2 separate regions of the Homo sapiens genome follow, and region 2 is linked to region 1. Evidence: chromatin contacts called from ENCODE Hi-C or POLR2A ChIA-PET data. All regions are on one chromosome and are shown on one strand. The core of a region is the stretch at or near the end of the contact, and the rest is flanking DNA. Distances in the headings are between cores, read along the strand shown.

Region 1 (5,061 bases), core at 1,636-4,135:
CTACTAAAAATACAAAAATTAGCCAGGCGTGGTGGCATGTGCCTGTAATCCCAGCTACTCAGGAGGCTGAGGCAGGAGAATCACTTGAACCCGGGAGGCAGAGGTTGCAGTGAGCTGAGATCACGCCACTGCACTCCAGCCCGGGCGACAGAGAGAGACTCCATCTCAAAAAAATAAAATAAAAATAAAATAAAATAAAAGGCAAAGAAGTGGAAAAGCATGAGATGTGGACAGTAAGTCTGGAAGAAATGTATGACACATATAGGAAACCAAGGAGGGAGGGATAAAGCTGGGAAGGAAGCTGGGTCTCAAATCAAGCAAGTGTGTGCTGTAGTGGACATGTGTTGTTTCTGCTGCCCACCACCCATTCCTCCATCCTCTGATTATAGCACTCCATTTTCCCCTCTGGGGACCCACCCCAGCACATGACTTCGCCCTGGCCAATAAGAATATCCTGGCCAATAAGAATATCCTCAGGCTATAGGTTCATGGAGGGCATGTGACCCAATCAGTTTCAAGGATACATAATGAAACTTGGGGATTATTCAAAGAGTCACACATCTCTATCCACACAACTAGAACCTGGGGCTGTGACATTTTGCCATTACTTGTCTGAGGACCAAGGCTGCCTAGAAGATGGGGTGAGAGACAGAAAAGGTCAGGTCTTGGTCACACTGTTAATGTTTCCAGATAAGGCTGAGCCTGTAGCCGGTTCTACTGCTGGACTTTTCAGATACTGGTGACAACACATATCTTCTTTTTAAGCCAGTTGAGCTGGGCTTTCTGTTACTCTCACCTGAAAGAGCTGTACCTGAGATGAAAGCAAGGTGGGCAGTCAAAGGAACAAGAAGGTACACACCAAGCACTAGCCATGGCCAGGCACATGCTACTGGTTTTCCTCTCAAAACCCTGCGAGGTAATGAGAAGGGGAATTGTGGAATGGGGAAACGGGGTTTACAGAGGTTAAATAATTGCCTGTGATCACACAGATTGTGACTGGCCAGGTGATTTGAACTCAGATTGTTCAGATTCCAGAGCCCAGCTCCTTACACACCACCACCTGCCTGGAAAACAATGGGAGGCACAACAAGCTTTTGGAGAGTGATGGGGCATGATTTAACCTGTGCCTTAAGAATGCTGAGCAGGTCAGGCATGGTGGCTTATTCCTGTAATCCCGGCACTTTGGGAGGCCGAGGAAGGCAGATTGCTTGAGCTCAGGAGTTCAAGACCAGCCTGGGCAACATGGCAAAATCCCATCTCTACAAAAAACACAAAAATTAGCTGGGTGTGGTGGTGGCATGCCTGTGGTCCCAGCTACTTGGGAGGCTGAAGTGGGAGGATCACCTGAGCCCAGGGAAGGTCAAGGCTGCAGTGAGTCATGATCACACCACTGCACTCCAGCCTGGGTGACAGAGTGAGAGACCCTGCCTAAAAACAAAAAACAAAAACCAAAAAACATTCTGAGCTAACAGGATGCAAGAGGAGGAGAAAGGAGGCTGGAAGGTGAAAGAACATTAGAAAGTCAAGGTAGTCAGGCATGGTGGCTCATACCTGTAATCCCAAAACTTTGGAAGGCAGAGGCAGGAGGATCACTTCAGACCAGGAGTTCAAGACCAGCCTGGGAAACACAGAGACCCGTCTACAAAAAATTTAAAAATTAGCCAGGCGTGGTGGCCTGCAACTGTAGTCTTAGCTACTTCAGAGGCTGAGGTGGGAGGATCAATCACTTGAGCCCAGGAGTTCAAGGTTACAGATTACAGTGAGCTACGACCATGCCACTGCACTCCAGCCTGGGTGACAAAAAAAAAAAAAAAAAAAGGAAGTCAAGGTAAAAGGTGATGCCAAATGAGAGATAAGAAGGGTCTGCCTAGGATTCTGGCAGTTGATGGGGAAGAGAGGGTGACTCAAGAGAAAAAATAAGCTGGACTTGGTGACTATTTGGGGAAGGATGGGAAATGGGCACAAGCGGGTCTGGGTGGAGATTGAGAAAAGTAAGGAAAGATACCAAGGTTTAAAGCTTGGGAAGATATATTTTGTTAAGATATATCTTAACAATGAGATATATATATCTTAACAAAATATATCTTAACAAAAGAATACTTCTCTGACCCCATTTGTCCCTCTAGTTCCCCTGTAAATCAAAACTCCTAAAAAAAAGTCTATAAGCACTGTTGCCATAAATGGGTACTAATTATATGATCCTTGTATTACAAATTTGCGGTGTGTAAAGTGTCAATAATAGAACTATATTTAGGGAGTTGGGGAGAGTCCTGTTTAAAGCACTCAGAGCTCAGGGCCAGGAGGGCCTGGAGCACTTGCTTTTGAAGTGGGAGGGCCCAGCCACTAGGGTGGCAGGTGCACTTCCAGGATGACCACTTCAGAGGTCCTCAGCACCAGCCCTAGGGCCAGTACTAGAGTCTACACCTGTCTCAAAGAAAATGCCAGCGCAGGAGTCCCTTCCCTTTCTTGGGAGGAATTATCCTTTATTCTTTTGTGTGTGTGTGTGTGTGTGTGTGTGTGTGTGTGTAAGTAACAAAATGTCACCTCGTATGAAACAGTAGTGTTAGGAGACAGCGATTGGTATTGAGGTGCCAAGATTTTTTATGAAATTCTACCAGTGCCGATAGCCAGTGGATTCTGAAGGGTTATAGGGCAGACTCCCTTTAAGAAGCCTAGGGATGGTCTCAGAGAGGAGAAGGAGGGCTGAGAGGAAACCTGGAGTGACCAACGGCGCATGCCCAGGGCCACCCCAGCCACTCAGCACCCTACGCACGGGTCAGGCTCTGTGAGGGCCGAGTCAGCCCCAGGCCCGGGGCGGCACTTCCCGGGTTGGCCCACCGGCCAGCCGGAGCCTGGGCGGGGCCAAGGGGGTGGGGCCAAGCCCAGCACATGCGCCTAGAGCCCTGGAAGCTCCGCCCTGCAGCGCCGCTGGCGCCCAGCAGAGGGTGGCAGCCCCCTTCTCATCTACCCTCCCGCTTTGCTGGGGCCGCTTTCACCTCCGCCAGGCCGGCCTCCAGGCCCCACCCCCAGGAGGCGTCCCCCAGGAGCTCCGGCCCGAGGGGGCTGCGGCGGCAAGATGGCCTCTCGCCGTCCCCAGGACGCGTAGGGCAAGAAGAGGCAGGGATGAGCTCGGTGCCCACTTTGTTTTTATCACCGCTCTATCCCCAGAACCTAAAACAGTTCCTACATATAGTAGGCATTCAGTAAATGCTTATTGATGGAATAAATGAATGAATACATGAATGCAAGGTCAAAAGACGCCAGGAAAGCCTGTTCTAGAGAGGGGCTTGTCTAGAGACAAGCAATCAGGAAGGTCAGTGGGTATGGGACGGCGAGCCACAGATCACTGCCCCAGAGGTGGTCGCCGAGGCTTGGGGCTCTGACACTCCCCCCAGCCCCTACACCCACCCAGTCCCTGCATTGGCACACCCATCAGTTTGCTCAGAGCCATGTGCCACCACACCTTTTCGGGCACAGAGCCCAAGTAGGGACGCCTGGGCTTGTCCTCTCTGCCAAGACCCTGAGTCAATCCCCAAAGACTAGGCAGGCATATGCGGCCGACTGCAGGGACCACCTGACTGGCCCGACAGCAGGCCTGCTGCTCTCTGAGGTCTCTCAGCTGCTGGGGATTTCCTCATGGCCCCCGGGGACTTCCAAATTGCCTCTGCTTTGCCAAGCTCCCCCAAGGCCCAAAGCCATGAGCCAGCCTTGAGGATCCTTTCCCAAAATCCTCCACAGCCCTGCCCCACATCTCATCAGGACTTGGGTCACTTCTGGGTCTCCTAAATGTACCACATGCACTATGTTCTCCTATCCACCCCCTCTGGTAGACAGGAGGGAATAAACATAATGAAGCATTGTTCTCTTTTTCATATAAATGACAACTCTTCTCCATTTCCACAGAAGAAAAAAAAGGAAGCCAGCTTAAGGGTCAGCCACAGCAATTTAAATAAAATATCAGTAAGGTCTTCCTGGGTGTGAGAGATGGAGGCCTGTGGTGCTTATTCTCAAAGTCAGAGAAGTTCTTCTAGACAAGCCTCAGGTTCCTCGTAACACTGGACATCCAATAAATATTTGAGAATCTGTGTGTTCACCTCTGGAGCCCCTATTGGGCCTGTTTCTAAAACCCTCTGAAGTAAAAAATAAAGCACAAACCCTATGTCCATAGAAACAGGAAGAAGCAAAAGCCTCTACCTTGCCTACCAACCCACCACCTCTGTGCTAACAGCCTGGGCCAAATCCACTGGGGCATGTGAGTACCTGTGTGTTACAAAGCTGGGCAGAAGACATCCTTGGCGAGGAAAGGAAGCGCTGCCCCAGTTGTGGTGGCACACAGCCAGGGACCTGCTGGCCCTGGGGCATTAGGATTCCAGAGCTGGTGGTGGTTGAGGTGTAGAAATTGCCAGAGAGGACAGCTCTTCCTTCTTGAGAGGAAGGGGAAATGCCACCATCCCCTGCCTTACCAGGGGGACTCTGAAGGAGGAAACAAACCTTCAAGAACACCCAACTATTTCTTTCTGGGAGCTGTTTAGAGCCGTACTGTTCAATATGGTAGCTACTAGCCATGAGTGGCTATTCAAATTGAAGCTGGCCGGGTGTTATGGCTCATGCCCATAATCCCAACATTTTGGGAGGTCTAGGCAGCAAGATCGCTTGTCTTCCTTTGATGACTGATTTTGAGGTCTCTCTTCTGTGCCTTTGAAAGACCCTATAGAGGATCCTCTACCCTTTGTCCCGCCCATTTTCTTCAAAATCCCAAAACTGTAGCTCTTATTGTTGCTGTAGAAACAGATGCTTGTCAAACATGAAGTTGGTTGGAAGGGCTAGTTTTGGCTGCAGGAATTGCTTTCAGCTCATCTGGGGAGGAGAGAGGAGGAAGAAAGGAGGAGAGAGGGGGCCCCAGGCAAGGGCCCACAGGTCAGGAGTTGCTGTGGTTGCAAAGGTGTTGTTAACACAAGACCAGCCTGGGCAACATAGTGAGACCCCGTCTCTACAAAAAAAATTTTTTTTTAATTAGCCAAGTGTGGTCCCAGCAACTTGGGAGGGGGAGGTGGGAGGATC
Region 2 (5,061 bases), core at 1,499-3,998, 280 kb after region 1:
GACTTAATGGGAATTTTGGGAGTGGATACCTATGCTGTTATAGAAATTTGCTGGAGAAAAAACAAAACCTGCTCTGTTCTAGAATCTGTGTGTTTCCTTAAAGTCTTAGCACAAGTGATTCCATTTTGGTTTGGTTTGTTGGGGCCCAGTGCATGAGCTTAGTCCAAAACAATGACCTCCCAGAATTTTGTTTAAAAAAACTCCCCCTTTTTGGTCAGGTTCTCACTTAGGTGAGAGTGCTTGCGCTCTGGAGTTTGAGGCCAGCCTGGGCAACATAACAAGACTTTGTCTCTACTAAAAAGAAAACATATTAGTTGAGCATGGTGGTGTGTGCCTGTAGTCTCAGCTGCTTGGGAGGCTAAGGTGGGAGGATCACTTGAGCTCAGGAAATCAAGGCTGCAGTGAGCTGTGCTTGTGTTACTGCACTCCAACCCGGGCAACGGAGCGAGACCCTGTCTCTAAATAAATAAATTAAAAAAAAACCTTAGGTTTTTGGATTACTAAATTGGATACATTAGTGTGACACACTTTAATTTTATAGGCAACTCAGAAAGAAGATTGGCTTGAATGACTAGATTATTTTGAGTTAGAAATTTCTTTGAGATATTGAAGTGGAGACATACGGTTTTATAAGTAAATAAATGTAAATAAGTATAAGTTAAATTTTTTTTTTTGAGACAGAGTTTTGCTCTTGTCACCCAGGCTGGAGTGCAATGGCGCGATCTCAGCTCACTGCAACCTCCGCCTCCTTGGTTCAAGCAATTCTGCCTCAGCCTCCCAAGTAGCTGGGATTACAGGTGCCCACCACCATGCCTGGCTAATTTTTTTTTTTTTTTTTTTTTGAGATGGAGTCTCACTCTGTTGCCCAGGCTGGATTGCAGTGGTGCGATCTCGGCTCACTGCAACCTCTGACTCCCGGGTTCAAGCGATTCTCCTACCTCAGCCTCCTGAGTAACTAGGACTACAGGCGTGAGCCACCACACCCTGCTAATTTTTGTACTTTTTAGTAGAGATGGGTGCCGAGACCAGCTCCGTGTGCGGAGACCAGCTCGGTTGTGGAGATCCTAACCCAGCGTTGCTAGAGGAATTAAAGACACACACACAGAAATATAAAGTGTGGAGTGGGAAATCAGGGGGCTGACAGCCTTCAGAGCTGAGAGCCTCAAACAGAGTTTTACCCACATATTTATTGACAGCAAGCCAGTGATAAGCATTGTTTCTATAGATTATAGATTAACTAAAATGGGAAACAAAGGGATGGGCCAAAACAAAGGTATGGGCCCTGGCTAGTTATCTGCAGCAGGAGCATGTCCTTAAGGCACAGATCACTCATGGTATTGTTTGTGGCTTAGGACCGCCTTAAGCAGTTTTCCATCCTGGGTGGGCCAGGTGTTCCTTGCCCTCATTTCGGTAAACCCACAACCTTCGGCGTGGGCATCATGGCCATCACAAACATGTCGCAGTGCTGCAGAGATTTTGTTTATGGCCAGTTTTGGGGCCAGTTTATGGCCAGATTTGGAGGCCTGTTCCCAACAGATGGGGTTTCACCATATTGGACAGGCTGGTCTCAAACTCCTGACCTCGTGATCCACCCATCTCGGCCTCCCAAAGTGCTGGGATTACAGGCGTGAGCCACTGTGCCCGGCCTGCCTGGCTAATTTTTGTATTTTTTAGTAGAGATGGGGTTTCACCATGTTGACCAGGCTGGTCTTGAACTCCTAACCTCAGGTGATCCACCCACCTTGGCCTCCCAAAGTGCTGGGATTACAGGCGTGAGCCACCACACCTGTCCAAATTTTTTTTTTTTTTAGAGAGAGACAGAGTTGTGCTCTGTCTCTCAGATCATAGCTTACTGCAACCTTAAACTCCTGTGCTCAAGGGATCCTTCTGCCTTAGCCTCCTGAGTAGTTAGGACTGCAGGTGTTTGCCACCACACCTGGCTAATTTTTAAAGTTTTTGTAGAGACAGTGTCTTGCAATGTTGCCTAGGCCAGTCTTGAATTCCTGGGCTCAAGCAGTCCTCCTGCCTCGGCCTTCGTAAGTGTTGGGATTATAGGCATGAGCCACTGAGTCTCCAGGGCCTTACCATAGTTATCTTTTTGAATTACTAGTAATGCAAGAGAATGTAAGTAGAGTTTGAGTCTCAGTTATAGGGCTAATAAAAGAATGTAGCCAGGTGCAGTGGCTCACGCTTGTGAGCCAGCACTTTGGGAGGCCAAGCCGGGTGGATTACGAGGTCAGGAGTTCAAGACCAGCCTGGCCAACATGGTGAAACCCTGTCTCTACTAAAAATACAAAAATTAGCTGGACGTGGTGGCGGGCATCTGTAATCCCAGCTACTCAGGAGGCTGAGGCACGAGAATTGCTTGAACCCGGGAGTGGATGTTGCAGTGAGCCGAGATCACTGCATTCCATCCTGGGTGACAGAGCTAGACTCTGTCTCAAAAAAAAAAAAAAAAGAATGTAAAAAGATTCTTCACTCTAGAAACTAAGGCAGCTCTGTTAGCATTGCAGGACTTTTCCTTAGTTCAGCTAAAGAACTTGTCCGTCCCATGGCTATGAAAATTCAGGCTTGCAGACAGTTTAAAGGGTGAGTAAAGCAGAGGGTTTTATTGGGTGAAAAGGGAAAAAAAGGGGAAATAGGGATACTCCACAAGGCCAGAGTCTCCTGCTAGAGCACTTCCCGCCCTGCCATTCAAATCTCAGGTTCCACACAGGAAGTGGAGGGGCCAGACTCCTCCCCACTGCAAATGGCATGAACCTCCTGAGGCTCAGCTCCAGTGGGCAGGCTTGTTGTAGTTTCTCTGGGGACCCTCTCCCACCTGGCTATCTCATTTCCCCTCTAATCTAGCAATTGTTAGATTAAGGACACGGACGAAGACCGATCTTAACTGCTTCCTGCTGACAGGGGCCTGTTTTGGGGGAAACAGCAGTCAGAGCTCCCTAAGAGGCCTATTTAGGGGTTCCCAGCAGAAGGGGCCACCATCAGAGGCTCCGGTTGCATGACCATTTGGAGTTTGATGGCCTGAAGGCAAGAACAGACAAACCGGGTTATTAGAAAACATGCATCAAAACGAAACAAGGGGCGGGGTAAGGAGAGCTGAAAAATACTGAGGCCTTTTACCAATTTTCACAGGGAGAGGGAGGCCAAAAACCCGACTGGTAAAGAAACTTTACCCTTTTGCTGGCATGTTGGGCTTTTGGGTTCCCTTCCTCTGAGCCCAATCCTAAGCCAACCAGTTTAAAGTTTGGGAAATTAACTCTTTCTAGTTCGGAGGATGCATTTGAGGGGAGTGTCTTGTAGTACAGAAACACAATTATCTATTAGTGAAGAGAGAACTGAGGAGAAAGGGAAAAAGCCTCCTTTTAAAGGAGTCCCAGAGGTTCAGGATGCATTTGAAAGGGGTACAGATTGAAGATGAATGGCTACCAATCTAGAAAGAGGGAAGCAGGCCTCCCTGGTTCCCTTATTTTCCTAGCATATACTCAGGATACGTGAGAGTGAGAGGAAAGAGTGTCCTCTTTCAGTCTTCTGTCCTTGCATCCCCGAGTTCTGGCGACCTTGGCAGGTGCCACCATGAGTACCAAAGTGGCTTGCACCCATGAAACAGGGGTGTCGAGACAATAGGAATTATTTGTCTCACCTATGTCTGTTTCCCACCTACAGTCAGTAGCTTTGGAGTTCCCTAGGCCTCATTTATGCCATGGATATTAATGTGGCCTTTATCCATGAAACAGGAAGCTTGGAGTTGGCTTAATCAGCAGGAGTCAGCCACGCTCACCTGCAATGTGCCTTTTAACCTCTGTTGTCATTTGCCTCTGGATCCCTCAGATCCAGTTTTTTTCCTAGGGCTTTGACCTGAAATTTGGAATTGAGTCTGGGACAAAGATGTGTCTCAGGGGAGTTGCATGGACTCCTTGTAAGCCAAATGCTAAGGTGAAACTGTGGAACCGAGTCCTCCTCCAGTAAGGGAGAGGAAAGGATGTCTTGTGACACACCCAGATAACTGGTGGCTCTAGTTATGCTTGCTAGGATTTGGGTGCATGGTGCTTGGCTTTGGTTAGCTCCCTTGGTCTTACTTTCCCAAAAGGAAACCTCTGTGATGGGCATCCTATGTATTCCCATCACCTGGAAGAATTTGAAGGATAATTGCTCAGAACTAGAATATTGGTCCAGATTTTTACATTACCCATCCCCGTTGTTCTTTCTGAGATGCAGCTGGAGATTGCTGGTTAGTTCACAGGAACAAGCAGGGTTAGTCTAAAATGTAGGTGAAAACTTAAAAACAACCAATGAGTTCAGAATTTAATGACAAATGTATGGTAAATTTTGGAACATGATCTCTCTCTTTCCAGTCCTCATTTTTGTTAAAAAATCATGATAGGACTGAGTGGTTTGCAAAATCCCTTAGCCCTATACTTGACCTGATTATTTGCCTAAAGTATAGCAAGAATAATTATGTCTACATAGGCCTTTTAGATTGGCTTTGATGGAACTCTATTCCCCAAGGAATCTCAGATAAGACCTTGAAACACCTATGAGTTGGGTGATCCTCTCCTCTTAAGGTCCCAAGATAAACTTGGAGCTCCTAGAACCTGTTAGAAAGTGACATTCTTTACTGACCACAGGTCAGGAACCCTGTACAAGGACTGCGAAGATGAGGGTATTAGGTCACTTTCTCCATGGGGCTTTTGTTGGTTCTGCAAGTTCGACTTCGAGCTTGACTCCTTAAAGGGGAGCATACCCTTCCAGTAAAAGCCTTGTTAAAATAACCATTTTCTCCAGTTGTATCCTGTTACAAAAGAAAAATGAATTCTCATTGCACTATTGCAAATACTTATATTGCCATAAGAATACTCACAGATAGGCGGGGTGCGGTGGCTCACGCCTGTAATCCCAGCACTTTGGGAGGCCAAGGCAGGCGGATCACGAGGTCAGGAGTTCGAGACCAGCCTGGCCAACATGGTGAAACCCCATCTGTACTAAAAATACAAAAAATTAGCTGGGCGTGGTGGCTGGTGCCTGTAATCCCAGCTACTTGAAAGGCTGAGGCAAGGGAAT

What was found. Hi-C counts contacts between places; a loop is a spot of excess contacts on that map. ChIA-PET counts read pairs that join two places held with the same protein, here RNA polymerase II (POLR2A). Pooled maps may share reads with other maps.
Region 2: a loop to region 1 is called in a pooled map, with 2.0 times the contacts of the local background. The contact joins two enhancer-like sites. A Hi-C loop is called at or near these places in 1 of 50 pooled maps. POLR2A ChIA-PET finds 5 or more read pairs at or near these places in 3 of 52 experiments (GM12878, activated B cell and activated T-cell).

Annotation. Positions count from the first base shown.
Region 1 is chr17:29,146,091-29,151,151 of GRCh38, forward strand. The region is part of intron 2 of MYO18A (myosin XVIIIA); the gene reads right to left. All of the region lies in intron 1 of LOC124903967 (a long non-coding RNA gene), which reads left to right. Among named protein-coding and RNA genes, the nearest start is that of MYO18A, 32 kb to the right of the region's middle. RefSeq lists a silencer at 2,686-3,165 and enhancers at 3,546-3,735, 3,756-3,805. Within about 2 kb of position 2,886, at least 39 of the 41 ENCODE cell types and tissues checked have a DNase peak (open chromatin) inside an H3K27ac peak, as active enhancers do; they include GM12878, where a contact is called at or near this core.
Region 2 is chr17:29,430,983-29,436,043 of GRCh38, forward strand. The region is part of intron 1 of TAOK1 (TAO kinase 1); the gene reads left to right. Among named protein-coding and RNA genes, the nearest start is that of MIR4523, 43 kb to the left of the region's middle. Within about 2 kb of position 2,749, at least 2 of the 41 ENCODE cell types and tissues checked have a DNase peak (open chromatin) inside an H3K27ac peak, as active enhancers do; they include GM12878, where a contact is called at or near this core.